Linked DNA regions of Mus musculus: region 2 is linked to region 1. The links are chromatin loops, found by intact Hi-C in ENCODE. Cell type or tissue: heart. All regions are shown on one strand.

Region 1 (8,000 bases):
GGAAGGTGGATGGGATTCATTGTTTCTAAAAGGGCAGGGCCAAGGTCCTCAGTGGCTAAGGCTACAGCTCAACCATGCACCGGTTAGGGAAGAGCAAAGTTCCGATCTCAGGGCTGTGTACCCAGCCCCTAGTCACTCTTCCATGCTGTCCCCAAGGCAGGGTTAAGCCAGACCCCACAGCCCAGACCTGGTGCTTGGCAGGGATGATTGGAGATGCTTTCCATGTCGGAATGGACTCCAGATGGAGCATGGCAGGGTCCCCTCATACCACGCCGCTTCCTCTAGATGGCCGACATTGCTGAGGCCTCCCGCACATCCTCTTTGGAGCTGCAGAAGCAGCTGGGCGAGTATAAGGAGAAGAACCGCCGGGAGCTTGCGGAAATGCAGACACAACTGAAGGAGAAATGCCTGGAAGTGGAAAAGGCCAGACTGGCAGCCTCGAAGATGCAGGATGAGGTAACGCCTACCTGCCGGGAAATCCTCTCCTTTATCTCTTCTGAGAGTCAGTCCTCCAGCTTGCTTTGCAAGGCTTCTGTTGAGGGGGCTGGGACAGGGGAATGCTTAAGGAAGCTTTGGGGCTTGTTTTGTCTCTGTTCTCTAGTGATTATATGTAGGTAGCATCCTAAGAGGCAAAACTCCCACTGACACACAAGCGAAACAGGAACAGCTTTAACTGGGCCACGTTCTGGTTCGGTCCAAAGTTTTCTGCTTGAAAAGTTGAATCACCTTTTATGAGCAATGACATTGTGTCGATCTGTGTCCAAACATGTCATTCGCCTCCGTGCCTTCTATCATCCCTAGAACAAGATGGCAGGAAGTGATGAGGTTTTTTTTTTTTTAACAACTTTTTCTTTTTAAGATGACTAGGTTATTTTAACAGCCATTTTGTTTGGTTGGTTATGTGTGTATGCATGTTTCCACATGAGTGTGTCTGTTTGCATCCACGTATGTGCTGGTGCCCACGGAGAACAAAAGAGGTTGTTGATTTTTTGGAAGAGGAGTTGCAGGTGTTTGTGGGCTCCCTGATGTAGGGGCTGGGATCCAAACTCTGGCCCTCACGATTGAGAAGCAAAGGCTCTCAAGTCAAGAGCCATCTCTGCAGTCCTGACAATGGTCTCTTGACTTCTATTGGGTTAGATAAGAATCCGATAGCCATTGTAAAATAAACTAAGGACTGGGCATGTGGCTTTGTGGGGTCTAGCCTTGGTTCAGTCTCAGGAGTTTACGAATACTGACATAATTAAAACGTATTATTTTTGTTTTTTTATTATTTATCATTGCGGGCGTGTGATGTGTGTATGTGAAGATGTAAGTGAATGCGTGGAGCTCAGGGGATAACTCTGTGGAGTTGGTTTCTCTTCCCTTTCCGAGGGTTTGGGGCTCAAGCTGAGATTGTCAGGCTGGCGCGGCAAGCACCTTACCTGCTGAGCCTGCTTGGCTGCCCTAAGACACACTCTTGGCTTTATACTTAAGAATAATAGAGAAAAGAAATGCAGTGATTGCATTCTTGAGCTAGGAAGAGAAAAGTTAATGGGGACGTTGGGTGTTGGAGGCTGGGAAGCTCCATGACTACCCATTTCTGTCTGTCTGTCTGTCTGTCTGTCTGTCTGTCTGTTGTCTCCCGTGTCAGTTCTGCCCCATGCTCCCAAGTGCTAGGATCATAGGCGTGCACCCTCACTCCTGGCTGTGAGTCTAGCCTGTGCCAACTGACGGCAAGCAAGCGGTCTCAGCAGTCTCAGCATCGCCTTCTGCAAACCATTAGTAGCTTAATGCTAAACACGATAATGCAATGGTATAGTGGAGGCACCTAGGTTCTGGACATCGATACACACTGCAGTGCTCTTTCTTTCTTAACTCCACACCCCACCCCAGCCTCCAGTGCGAAGAGCCCACAGATTCCGCAGGAAAACAAGTTTTAAGGAAAACAAAAAAGAACCAAACTTTTAATTTCTTTGATGATCAAAGGAAGGTTTTCCCCTGAGTCAGTGCTGAACCCATCAAAGAACAATGGGTATTTATTACAGATTTCCAGAACAGTTCTGAGAGAGCCCTGATAACGCATCCCCTATGCCCCAGGGTTATGTGATACAGGGTTCCAAGAAAACAGACTCTGGCACGCTGACATCACCGCTCTCTTTGCTGTGAAAAGAATATTCTTTTCATTTTTAGAGCAGACGGATGGAAGGGCTCAGACATTTGCCAGAACACATCAAATACCTGGTCTGTTTTAACTTCAAAAGGCCACTGTGTCACTGTGACCCTAAACAGGGATCCACATGGCTATTTGTATAAACATTTTGAGGCTGGACACTTCAGTGGAGAAGGAAGCATGAAGATCCTCTTCACAGATAAGGAAGCAGATGCGGTAGGGCCAGACGCTACCATTCTGCCTGTGGTGTGAGACACCCGGGTCAGGTGAGGGTGGCCTTTGACCTTTAGGAGGTAAGGCTTAGAGTTCGTCTTTAGTTCATTTACTTAATCCTGCTAACAACTTAAAGGTGGTACTGACAGGTTAAAAAGGTATTTGCTTACTGGCATTTTTATTAGTAGATAAAATAATTTATACGACAATTTATTATCGTATTAACAAATTATCTGCTAATTTATTAGCAGGTTGATTCATTTATACGGTAGTGGGTCTCGTTACGACATCTCACATGTGGATCTCCTGTCTCTTGATCCTGTTCACCTCAGCACCCTCTCTGGTCTCCTCACTCCTGCTGATCCCCTTTGCCCATCTGGCCCTCCCACTTTCCCGTTGGTGTTGGTCCCTGTCACGTTAAGGTTGCTCTTAGGAGCCTGGACAACTCAACAGCAGCTACACCACTGAAGAAAAGCTGTTGTTCTCTCCATGAACAACAATTAGCTGACTTTTAAATCCTCAGGGAGGGGCGGGGCCGTGTGAGCTCCTCCAGCTCTGTGATGGAAGGTTGGTCGCTCAGTCTCGTCCCAGCTGCTTAGTGCAACGACTGCGCCTTGCTGTGACAGTGCTCCAAAGCATGGCACCCCTTCCCTGTCTCATCCATTTTTTCTGTCTCTTCTGTGATACCCCTGGGATGGGGTAAGACAGGTGTCCCCTTTAGGGCTTTCTGTCTTGCTTATTATTATCTGAGAGCAAGTTACTCTTGGACACTCTGTGGGGAACATTCCTTACCTCAAATGCTTGGTGCTAGGAGTATTTCTGATCTCAGAGATCTTGAAGTTATTTGTGGAGATTTTTACTTGTTTGCCATTTCCAATCTCAAAATCCACAATGCAGAATGTTTTAGCTTTGGATTCGGAGTCAAATGCTCCAAAGTTTTGTCTTTTTTTTAAGGATTTATTTTATGAATATAATTATTTTTCCTACATGTATATTCTTGCACCACATGTGAGCCTGGTACCTAGAGATGCCAGGAGGAGGGAGGCATCGGATCTCCTGGAACTGGAGTCACTGATGGTTGTGAGCTGCCGTGTGGGTACCAGGAGCCAAACTCATGGTTTTAACCACTGATCAGTTTCTCTCCAGCCCTGCATTTTGGGCTTTGGAACTGGGGGTGATCAGGCGTGCTAACTGTTCTCTCTGAGTTACTGAGTGCTCTTGGGAGGGCACTTAAAGGTGTTAGGAGATGGATCCCCAGCCCCTGCTAAGTGGAGGTGGTGGCAGGGGGTAAAGGAAGAGAAAGAGGAAGAGGAAGAGGAGGAGGAGGAGGAGGAGTTGGTGGTGGTGGTGGTGGTGGTAGCAGTATGGTAGGTATTAGGAGAGGTGTGCATGGTGTTTCAGAGGATGCCAAGAAGGAAATTGTTTATTTGATTAGCATTCTTTGTGATCACTAATTTTGGGTAGCATCTAATTCTCAGATAAAGTACATTTTAACATTTTCCCTATGTTGCAATGGGGACATTGACACTCAGAGAAACGTAGTGTTTCTCTGCAGTGAGTGGTGTATCAGGTCCAGAGAGCACCCCATTTTGTGCTCTCTGTGGATGACTGCCCTGTGCTCTCTCTGTTTCACTCACCATTGATGCCCAAACCAGACCAGGGCCTGTGTCTAGAAGTCATTTTCTCCCAAGTGGGACTGTGCTAGAAGTGGCTGGGGCTCCCCATTGTACTGGAAACGAGCATCTTCATCTCCGTCAGAATGCAGTGCTGGACTGGGGTCTTCTTATGCTAGCCTGATCCTTCAGAGCTTCCCCGGCTTTTCTGTGGACTCCCGCAAGGAATAAACCTCTGTGGTGTTCCGTTGTTAGCTCTGTGTCTACTCCAGGAGGGTTTGACATTGGCAACCAAAGAGCTAGGGTTGAGCCTCATTGAATCAGCAAGCCAGGTTGATTTTGGCATTTCCCTTGCTAGTGTCATGGCCTGGCTCCTGAGACTCAAACTGTTGTTGTACATTCTTCAAAACTATTATATGAGCGCCACCTTGTGGATGAAAAGAGCACTGTCGTTATGGGTGACCATTTTTTTCTACACAGCAATGGTTGTTACCAAATGAGTATGATTTTGTTCTTGGATTTTGTGCCTGCAGTTGCTTAGAGATCATTAATTTAGTTTTTATTTTAAAACGTTAAACCTCTCTTAAGACAGTGCTGATACAAGAACGCTTAGCTACTTAAGTGACTGTCAAGTGGCTTTGACCACAGCCCACCTAATGACACGTCCATCCATCCAAATATGTTAATATATAATACAAAAACACCACAGTGCTTGTTCATACTTTATTGTGTGTGTTCTATGTAGTTAAAATACTAGTCCACACCTAATCAATTGACTTTATAACCCAACAGTGTACTTCTTACAAAGGAAAACCACTCTTTTTATAACATGGGAAATTGAAGTCTAGAGAGAGGTGGGGTTTGCCCCTCTTTGCTTTGGGATGGGCCTGTGCGCTCTGTTTTCTGGCCTCCTTGAGCAAGACATGCACATGGTATGCAAACCTGTATGCAGGCATGTGTTCTCTATCATTGCCAGAGCTATCCAATATCATTTCAATTCCTTGCCATTCCCACTGCCCAAGGGACCTTCACACACGCTCTCCTTCTAGTTACGCCTCAAGGAGGAAGAGTTGCAGGACTACCAGCGAGCTGAGGAGGAGGCGCTCACAAAACGGCAGCTTCTGGAGCAGTCGCTGAAGGACCTGGAGTATGAGCTGGAGGCCAAGAGCCACCTCAAGGATGACCGCAGCCGACTCATCAAGCAGATGGAGGTGTGTGGGTACCCGGGCTGGAGCCAGGCTGAGGGCACCTAGGGGGCGGGAGCCAGGCTGTGGGCACCTAGGGGTTGGGAGCCAGGCTGTGGGTACCCGGGCTGGAGCCAGGCTGAGGGCACCTAGGGGGCGGGAGCCAGGCTGTGGGTACCCGGACTGGAGCCAGGCTGAGGAGAACACGTCTGGGCCACCAGGGGGATATAGGAAGCCTTGGGCTTTCACTCTTTCTAGCTTGATGTAATCAAGACCCTTTCTTTGGAGTGGGGGGCAGCTTATCATGTTGTAGAGAGTTACGCAGGAAGGAATTGATCTGTGATTTAGCCTAATGGCTTCATTGCTTTGAAGAGGATATAAGTTATTCCCCAAAGAAATTAGCTGATGGTGTTGTGTCCCTTAAGTAATGGTTCCCCTACAAAGGCTCCAAGACTGCCAACTGTCCAGTCAGGTTCCACACTGTGCCGTAGACCCCAAACCACCCTGCACATCGGGGACCACTGACCAAACCACAGAGTCCAGTCTCATTCCTGGCCCATCTTCCTGAGTGTGTATGTATCATTGCCAGAGTTATCAGCAAACTGTGGTCCAATTCATTGCCATTTCCCAGTCCCAAGATAGTCTGTCTGCAACTGCCCAAAGCAGTTACCAGCTGGGGGTGAGTATTTACAAGCCTAATACTCAACACTTGAGAGAAACCCACACAAAGAAATACCAGGACTTCTGAGATGACAGGAAAACCTGAATTGCTAAAGAGGAATAATTTGTGAGAGTGGAATGACCCTAAACCAGAAACACACATGTGTTCTGCTCTCCAGTGGAATTCAGAGAGTAACAGAGAGACTGAGTTTGATAAAAGACGGGCCTGGTGCTCAAGGCCAGCAAAGAAGGCTTAAACTCAAAAATCAATGAATTCCTCATTCAGCTTTGTATATAAGCAGAAATAGCTTTTAAAACCTCCAGGGTGCTTTGCAGTTTGTATCTAGGAGTGAAGTTTGAACTGGTGGAGATTTTATGAGATAGGCCTCTCTCAGACCAGAGAAAACTGATGGCAGTTTTATTGCTTTGTTTATGGGGTTGCCATATTTTTTTAGTATCTTACTCCTGATCTCTTTAGGGAGTCATTTTTGGATAAGCTAAGGTCAACCTAGTTAACTAGAAATGGATCATTCTAGGGCCTAAACAACCTGGTCAAAGGCAACTGGATGAGCTACGGAGATGGCTCATTGTAAAATATATGCCGTATAAGCCTGAGGACCTCTGTTCAGACCCCTAGTGCACATGCAAAACAGAGATCATGCCAGTGGGCATCTGTAATCACAGTGCCAGAGAGGCAGAGATAGGAGGGTCCCTGGGGCTGGCCAGGTCGTTCCTAGACAGAGAGTGAGTGAGGAAGACACCAGGTATGCGCACGCGCGTGCGTGCGCGCGCGCGCGCGCACACACACACACACACACACAAACGTCAAGTGGAAACCAATCAAGTAGCAAACAAAGACCCTTGGTATGATAGGCCCTGGCTTAGACCTCAGATATTGTCTGGACAGTATGGATTGGGAGCAGGAAAAAGAGCCTAAGTGATTTGGGGCTCAGCAGTTAAGAGCACACAATACTCTTACAGAGGACCCAAGTTCAGTTCTACCCCGTGGCCAGTTCAGAGTTTCCTGCAACTCCAACTCCAGGAGATCCAATGAGCGCCCTCTTCTGGCCTCTGCTGACACCTGCACTCACACGCACATTCCCTCACCCAGATGACTAAAAAGAAAGAAATGGATCTTTAAAGATAAGTGATTTGGGGCTGGAGAAATGGCTCAGTGGTTAAGAACACCGACTGCTCTTCCTAAGGTCCAGAGTTCAAATCCCAGCAACCACATGGTGGCTCACAACCACCTGTAATGAGATCTGACGCCCTCTTCTGGTGCATCTGAAGACAGCTACAGTGTACTCACATATAATAAAATAAAAATAAAAAAAAAAAAAGATAAGTGATTTGAGCTGAAATCAGATTGAGTTGTCAGATTATCTCCTTTGAGGCCAGAATATTCAGACTAACAAGTTATTTCCTTTGGGTCACTGAAGGTCTTGAAGTAGTGGTGCAGCCAAACACCACTGCAGGCGGTGTTTCTGCACTTTTGTTCTTCAGTTCTGGCCTCGGGGCTCCTGCCATCATGGAAGGCATCTGAGAGGTGTTGCTCTCAGAGGTGGCAGGGCCGTACGACTTGTGCCTTTTCCATTCCTTCACTGAGACGTAGCTAATGCTCAGGTCTCAGGCGCTCCCCACAGGAACAGTTTCTGTAAATTCAGCTGCAGGTGGTTGAAGTTCTGTAGATATTTTGCAATTTCTGAGTATTCTGCATGGATGGGCAACTTCAAACAGCAGCTGGCCATGCCCTGAGTAGTTTCTGGGACTTTCTACTCCTAAGGGAGAGCTTTTGGGTTTCTTTAGTTTTTTTGTTGTTTGTTTAGATTTATTATGTATATAGCATTCTGCCTGCGTGTATGTCTGCAGGCCAGAAGAGGGCACCAGGTCTCACTATAGGTGGTTTGAACTGGGGACCTCTGGAAGAACAGTGCTCTTAACCTCTGAGCCATCTCTCCAGCCCTCTTACTGTGTATATGTGCATGTGTGTGGAGGATGGAAGACACTTTGTAGAGTCAGCTCTCCATTTTCACATGGGTCCTGGAGTCTGAACTCTAGCCTCCGTCTTCACAATAAGTATATTTACCTGGTCAGCCATCTCAGTGGTCCTCCCGGGAGGCTTTGCTCACCACTTGATATAGCCGTTCGTTCACAGACAGTTCATCAGTCACACAAAGAGCT
Region 2 (8,000 bases), 51 kb before region 1:
CTTTTGCCACTGCCTCAAGCCAAAAACCTCTAAAAGGCGGTTTTACCACTGCCAAGTACAAGGCACCTTATCTGGCCCGAACCCGAGCACTGAATGTCTTAAATCAGTGGAACTCTTGGTGAAAACTGGCAGATTACATCAAGAACCTTTTACTGATATTCCAAACAGATTCTGGGTAATCTTTCTTTTTTTCATAGACACAAACAGCCATTTGGCTCAGCAGACAGGAGTTCACCAGTGTCTTGGTTGTGTGTGTCAGGGTGAGCTGGACCTCCTCTGCAGAGCTATGTATGGTAGGTCCAGCTGTTATGTGGCCTGTTCCCTGTCCCTTCTGATGGAGAGGGGTCTGCATAGGTGGTTAGCAAGGGGTCTCTGTGAGTCTTCTAAAGAACTGCCCCGGGCTTTGCCTCCTTGTTTTCCTACAGTGTTCTCTGACAGTTCCTGTATAGGTTTCCATTTTTGAAACGGTGATGTCCTCTTTCTACTTTGATTTGGTGTTTGTTGGGGGGATATGAATCACTGCTGGCATGGGATTACAATGAATATTGTCCCACGTCACAATGGTGATGGGGTTGGCTTCTCTTTCTCATTTCTAGCCTTCCTTTCTCTATTGAGAGTGCAGAAGAGAAATAGTTTGGTAAGCTTTCTTGAGCAGAGCGTCAGCTCAAATCCAGTTCCCTGGAAAGGGAGACTCTGGGGCTGGAGAGAGACCTCAGTTAGTGAAGTGTTTGTCGTGTAAGAGTCAAGACCTGTTTGCTCTCCAAAACCCATGTGAAAAACTTGGGCGTGGTGATCTGTGCTTAGAATCTCATTTGCTGGTTGGGTGGAAATAGATCCCTGGGGCTTCCAGACCAGGAAGGCTACCTACATGGTGAGTTCAAGACCAGTGAGAGACCCTCTCTCAAAGACAAGGTAGTGTCCTCCTGAGGAAGGACACCTGAGCTTGATCTCCGGCGTCCACGTGCCTGTGCAGAGCTATGCACTCCCACACACTTGAGTGCACACACATGCATGCACACACACAAATACTTCCCGTGTCGCCTCTTGGTCTTCACAGTATGCAGAGAGCTAGCATTGTTAGAGATTTAATTCTTGGCTTTATCATTCCTACCCTCTTAAGGAATACATTTGTTTTCCACTTGACATCCCCAGGGGGTTAAATTTTATGGGTTAGAAGGATGGACACACTAGGGAGAGGTCAGGCCCTGACTATCCCAAAGTAGTTTTTTTTTTGTTTTTGTTTTTGTTTTTTCGAGACAGGGTTTCTCTGTATAGCCCTGGCTGTCCTGGAACTCACTTTGTAGACCAGGCTGGCCTAGAACTCAGAAATCCGCCTGCCTCTGCCTCCCGAGTGCTGGGATTAAAGGCGTGCGCCACCACGCCCGGCTCCAAAGTAGTTTTGGAGTGTTAAAAGATTCCATTTATGTGGAAAGATTGTTCCTTACGAAAACAAATCTCATTGTGTTGTTACAAGTTCACTTTGACTAACTCGGCATCTAAGGACTTCAGAGAGTTTGAGGATGGGAAAAAGACATTTTTAATTTTGTACCAGGAACTACGGTCTTCTCAGTCATTAGACTCTTTCTGAATGTGTAACACGTAGCAGGGACCCAAGTGAATGGATGAGGGAGAAGGAGGGCTAACCTGAGGGAGACTGTCCTTGCCATCCCTGTTATTTTTATTTATATTATTTTTTAAAAGGGGACTTTGATCTTTATATTGACTTTATTTTAGATTTACTTTTATGTCATGTTCATGAGTGTCTTACCTATATGTATGATGTGTGCCATATGCGTGTCTATGTGTCCCTAGAGGTCAGAAGAGGGCATTAGACCCCCTGAAACTGGAGTTATGAACTGCCATGTGGTATTAGGAACCCAACCTGGGTCCTCTGCAAGAACAACAAATGCTCTTAACCCCTCAACCATATTTCCAGACCCTGTTTGTATTGTTTTTAAATACAAGATGAGCATATTGATTTTCTGAGCATTTGCCAAGGGCAGACGATGGTACTTGGTTCTGTGATGGCTGCAAAGATAAAGCCAGCGGAGTCTGTTCATGGCAGTTGAAACAAGTAGCACTCAGGCCAATTACAGGGAAGCCTGAGTGTCCTGGCGGGAGGTGGAGACAACGTGCTACAGTAGAAGTGAGAGAGAGACCCAGAGTGTGGGCTGGGGGTGAGGATGGTGGCAGTCGGGAATATTTCACAACAGGGCAATGTCCAAGTTGGGCTGTGAATACTGTTCAGACACAGGGCCATGGAGGCTAAGGATGTGTTTGTCCTGAATAGAGCATCAGCAATGTTTGTGGAAAGGGAGGCACATGGTCTGGACTGGGACTGGGAGACATGGTGGTGGTTATGGGTAAGGAGTAGTTTAAGAGGTAGGGGCCATTCCAATGCAAGGACTGGGTTTGGATCCCAGTTCATTGAAACCAACTGTCAAAAGCACAGCATGTCTGGAATCTCCAGAACCATTTAAATGAGGCCTTTAGATTCACAATATTAAGAAGTGGTTCAAATAGCTGCTGCTGCTGCTGCTGCTCTGTGTGTGTGTGTGTGTGTGTGTGTGTGTGTGAGAGAGAGAGAGAGAGAGAGAGAGAGAGAGAGAGAGAGACCTCTCTAACCTACTACTTGTGTATACTTGAGAGAATAACTTAACAGAAGAAAGATTTATTGTGACTTGTGGTTTCAGAGGGTTTGGTTCATGGATTCTGGACATCATGTGTTCAGTTGGAACACTGTACCTCTGGATGAGTGGAATGAATGCCTTCACATCATGGCAGACAAGAGGAGGAGCCTGGGAGGAGTCAGATATGAGCTGCCTCCAAGGATCTGCTCACAGCCACTGACTTCCTCTGGCTAGGCCCTCAGCTTGTAGTTTCTGGATCTCCCTAGATAGTGCCATCAGTGGATGGCCTAGGCTTTCACAAACAGGCTGCAGGGGACAGCTCATATCCCAACCATAGCAGAAGTGTTATCATGATTCTGGGTCCTAGTTTCTTCTGCTATGATAAAGACCATGACCAAAAGCAACCTGGAGAGGAAAGGGTTTATTTGGTTTTTATTCTCTGATCTCAGTCCACTATTGAGGGAAGGCAGGACAGGATTCAGGTTAGAAGCCAGTCTATGGGCAGGTTCCTTCCAAGTGGCAGGTCAACCAAGGGTCACGTGGGAAATCCAGTGTTAATCTTGTGATCTGTGGACTTGCCTCTCTTCAGACATGACTATAATTCGGTATTAAAATTTCATTGCTTTCTTCTCTAAGAGAGCCAGGTTAACCGGGGAGAGCCATGAAAACTAATTTCCTTAGCATTTTAACTTCAAAACAAAAATCAATTTATATTAAATGACAGGTCTTGAGCAGTGGATTAACTGTGCCTGGAAAAGAAAAATGTCTCCTTTCAGATGCAGGAGAGCCTGGAGCAGCTCTTCTCATCCTGTGGGCTGTGACCCCTTGGGAGCAAAGCATCCTCTCACAGGGGTCTCCTAAGACAACCAGAAAACACAGATATTTACATTAGGATTCATAACAGTAGCAAAATTACAGTTATGAAGTAGCAGTGAAATAATTTTATGGTTGGGGGTCACCACAACATGTGGAACTGTCTTAAAGTGTTGTAGCATTAGGAAGGCTGAGAACCACTGGCCTAGAGAGACATAGGCATGGTCCTTAGCAAAAGTAGAAGCTAAGATTCATATCCAAAAGCACCTTTCATAATTGTGTGCCTTTAATCCTAGCACTTGGGAGGCAGAGGCATTTTGAGTTCTAGGCCAGCCAGGGCTACATAGTGAGAACTTATCTCAACAAATTAAAAAATACCTTTTATTCTCTAGTGTTCTCTTTCTCTCTGAATCTTTTCATAATTATACTGGTTTTCTGCCTCCTATATTGATTAAAAAGTGTGTAAATAAGGCACCCGTTTAAATGGGTTTCAAAGGCCTTGTTTTATGGCTCTGACCCTGATAATCGTTGCATCTGGAACTTCATGCCCATCACAAGGAAACTCCAGACCTGCTAGCTGACATGTCTCAGCAAACAGTATTCCTGTGAGTCACTTTGGTGTGTTGACTGAGCTGCCTAGGTCATGTGCTGTGGATTATAGAAGACAGTGTTAGGAAGTTCCAGATATGGGTGTCTTGTGTGTGTGGATGTGGTGTGTGTGTGTGTGTGTGTGTGTGTATGAGTGCTGGTGATATTGTCAATGCAGGATGATATGGAAGTCAGAGGTTCAAATCCAAGTGTTTTCCTCAGTTACTTTAACACATTATTATTTGAGACAGTCTCTTACTGAACTCAGAAGCCACCATTTTCTCTAGGCTTGTTGACCAGTGATTCCCCAGGAGACTCCTGTTCCTCCCTTGGGGTATCGAGGTTATAGATAGGCATGGCCATACCCAGAGTCTATGTGGTGCCGGGGTCAAACCCAGGTCCCCATGCTGTACAGCAAGCACTTTCCCCACTGAGCCACCTTCTGGCCCCATGACCTTTTCTGAGGCAATGACTCATCTGTCATCAAGTGTCTGGCTGTGTTTCATGTGCTAGCACGGTGCTGGTTCCAAAGACTAAGGCAGCCAAGCCATGGGCTTGGACTTGAGAATCGTTTGTGGACTTGTGGGAAGGAGAATTCACAAGTAAAAATGTCCTCAATGTTATAGGTGCTGCCGCTGCTGCGGTCTGAGCTGGGTAGGAGAGCAAGGTGGGAGGACTGCTCTTAATAGCAAAGTTCCAGAAACAGAGGGTTCTCTCTGACTTGACACCCTCAGTGCTGTCACCAGAGCAAATCTTAGAACAAATTGTCTTTTGTTCAAGAGTTTTTGGACCTTAGCATCCTGTGAGTCTGTCTGTGTTGTGTGCTCAGCTCCTTCAGCGAAGCAGGGTCATAGCAAAAGTTGCTGCAAAGTTTAAATCACACGATGGAAAAAGAATATTGGCCCAGAGAAATTGCTTCAAATATATTTTATTATGTACAAAAAATAAATTAAGAACCTGGGAATGTAGCTCAGTTGGTGGAGTGTTTGCCTAGCGTGCATGAAGCCAGGGGTTAGTTAGTCTCCAGCACTGCATAAAACCAGCACACCGATACAGGCCTATAATCCCAGTACTTAGGAGATGGAGGCAGAGGATTGTGAATTCAAGGTCACTCTTGGCTTTGTAGTGAGTTAAAGTCAGATTAGGCTAAATGAGAACTTGTCTCAAAAGACAACAGCAACAACACCTTAAAACTCAATTCGTTTCCTGTTCCCGTTAAGACTGTGTGAGGTGGGCCCTCATAGAAGGGACTGTTTCCAAGGACAGCAGCAAAAGGGCTGTCTGCTAGGTCTGCTTGAGGGATTTACTGCTGCTGCTGAGGGGAGGATGCTGGCTTTGGTGTTACAGTGCAGGAAGATTGGCTGAAGGGTTTCACCGGGAGGGCTTGTCCCAATGGAGGTGGGACGTTTGGTAGCATCTACTGACTGTACTGAGTATCACGAGTGCAGTTTACAGCAGTCCCAGTGGGGTCCTGAGGACAAGGCTTTCAGGACACTCAGCCTTCCGCTGACCCAGAAAACCACCACAAATTCATATGCAGTGTGAAGAGAAAGTGTGGAGACTTAACTAGGTGGGAAAGAGGTACAAAACCTGAGCTGACCTCAGAAGAATATCAGAGCAGCCTGCTCTCAAACACACGCTCTGCCCCTCACTTCACCCTTACACTTGCTGGGTGGGGAGGTGAGCGTTCTCCCACTTCTCCTCTGTGATGGGTAGGGTGGAGGGCATCAGGATTAAGCAACACAATTAGTTTGATGTTAAAAAGTTCACGTCCGTTCTAACCACGTGAAATGGATCTGTTCAATGAATAATCCACGTATAGGCATTCATTTGTTCTGGGCACTGTGCTGAGTTACAGGGATAAAGTGAACAAAAGAGACTAGATAGTCATTGACTATATATAAAACCATGTGTGTAAATATGTAATTCCATTGTGGCAAGTGCTCTCAGTTAATGGATGGCAGGAAGGAAAAGTGATGGAGATCTGAAGGGCAGAAAGGAGTTTGATGAGTTATTCTCCACCAATGAAATGAGCCAATTCAAGCCAAGTTGAAGTATATGAAGGCAGGTTTATTGGGAAACAGCTTTATGGTGGGTTCACCGAGGGGAAGGGGAAGAGAAAGAGGAAGAGAGAAAAAAAGAGCACATACATGCGGAGAGAGAGAAAGAACGACATGTGAGAGCCCATAAAATGCCTGGATTATATAGGGAATAGTGTCTTGGGGAGGGGAAGCCCAGCCCCTGTGCTGCAAAGTTCAGGGCAGAGGGTGGGGCATATCAGCCATACCCTGTAACAGGTAGGGACTGAGGGATGCGCAGAGAACCTAGAGGCCAGTCCGCTTTGGTATGTTAAATATACACCTCAGCCGATTGTCTCAGATCTGAGACTCAACAGAGTTAGATATATTAAAATCAGAAATTACAGAATGGTCCCATCAAAGGAAATAGCCTGTGCAAGGTGCTGGCCTGTGGAGAGAGTGTAGGCTGTTAGGATACTCAGTGAAGTCAGTGAGGCTGGCCTGGGGGCAATGGAAAATCTGGGGAGAGATGAAGTGGGAAGGGGAAGGCAGGCCATTCAGGTCCTGGGGTACATCTTGCTGATTCCTTTCTTATAGTTAGTAGGAAACTAAAGATTATTGAATATGGGAGATGGGAGAGAGAGACAGACATAGTGAACTGAGCAGGGGATGGAGGGAAAGGCGAAGAGGGAGATAAGGGGAAGAAAAAGGAGAGGTGGTAGAAGAAGGAAGAAGAGAGTAAATGGAGGTGAGGAAGATGAGGGGAGGGAGGGAGGAGAGAGACAGAGACTAACAGACAGAGATAGATCCAGAGCCTGAGAGAGAGGCTGAGACTTTTAGATGGATTTGGGTATATTCCTTTTGGAGCAGCAGAGCTTGTTTTCCCAGTGAGTGTTGAGGGACGCTTGTTCCTACAGACACTTCAGGCCTGCTGCTCTGAGCCTCTCCAGCTCTGTTTTTGTAAGATTATTACCCATTTCCTCTCTGCTGGTTTCAGAAGAGGAGGGGAAGGAAACAAATCAGGGATGGGTCCATTCCACTTGGGACTTAGTCATGCTGACTTTGTAAAACGTGAAAGTGAGTGGGTCAGTTGGCAGGACTCAAGCCTGAAGGGACAGCTTCGGTATGTAGGTGAGGAAGACGTTGTTTACTTACTGTCTGTTAAGTCTGTTAGAATGGAGCTTTGTGGGAGTCCTAGTCCTCCAGCATCCATCGCCTGAGAAATATGGATTACATGCCTGTGTGCCTCCACTGCTCCATTTTAGGGGCTGAACCCAGGGTATTTGGTACAGCTGGCTGATCCTACCTACTGAGCTGCATCCCGGATGGATTTGCATTTAAATATCTTCCAACATTTCAAAGGTTTCCCAAGTGGGATAAATAGCCTGAGTTCTTTGGATTCTCACAAATATTGCCTGGAGTCCAGAGTGTGAATGAGAAAGAAGCCATGACTACTGATGGAAGGTGTCAAACCAGCAGCATTTCCTGGTGTAGATATGGTCAAACCACAGGAATGAGGGAGTGCTGGAGAGCGGCTATTTAAATAACGGAGGACAATCACAGACATCCAGTCCTTACGATCTGGGAGAGAAAAGCTTTATCAGAAAACTTGCTTAATTTGCCCCACCCACCCACCCTCCCTCCCTCCCTCCCTCCCTCCCTCCCTCCCTCTAAACCCTGTCTGGTGGATGTTTTTCTGAAATCTTGCCAAGATCACTAATTAGATTTCTATTTGGTGGAAGAATTTGGCATTATCATTTGATCATTTTAGGTGGAAAATGGAACTTGTCATGTGCTCTAAGCCCATTGTGTGAGAATCAGCATGGACATAGGAATGTCTGCAGCAGCAGAGAAAACCAGGCTACCGATGGCATCATGGGAGCACAGCTCTAGGGTGGCCTCCAGTGATCTTGCCCCTTTGGAGCCTCTTTCTACATTGACTGCTGTTATA

Evidence for each region. Hi-C counts contacts between places; a loop is a spot of excess contacts. Peaks named below come from ENCODE experiments on the same cell type or tissue, not always from the same donor. Only the 100,000 strongest peaks of a DNase experiment are listed, where the experiment ranks them.
Region 2: it touches region 1 in a loop (2.2-fold over the local background); 4 of 42 quality-filtered maps call a loop at or near these places.

What each region holds. Positions count from the first base shown.
Region 1 is chr9:71,642,678-71,650,677 of GRCm38, reverse strand. Cgnl1 (cingulin-like 1) reads left to right here. Exons shown (of 19, transcript NM_026599.5): 12 at 286-456; 13 at 5,025-5,186. Among named protein-coding and RNA genes, the nearest start is that of Myzap, 54 kb to the right of the region's middle. In heart, CTCF peaks have their summits at 4,414 (motif pointing left) and 6,881 (motif pointing left); a DNase peak (open chromatin) is centred at 4,287; H3K27ac peaks cover 413 bases.
Region 2 is chr9:71,693,478-71,701,477 of GRCm38, reverse strand. All of the region lies in intron 8 of Cgnl1 (cingulin-like 1), which reads left to right. Among named protein-coding and RNA genes, the nearest start is that of Gm51713, 68 kb to the left of the region's middle. In heart, no CTCF peak of the experiment used is centred here; DNase peaks (open chromatin) are centred at 40 and 4,507; H3K27ac peaks cover 4,826 bases.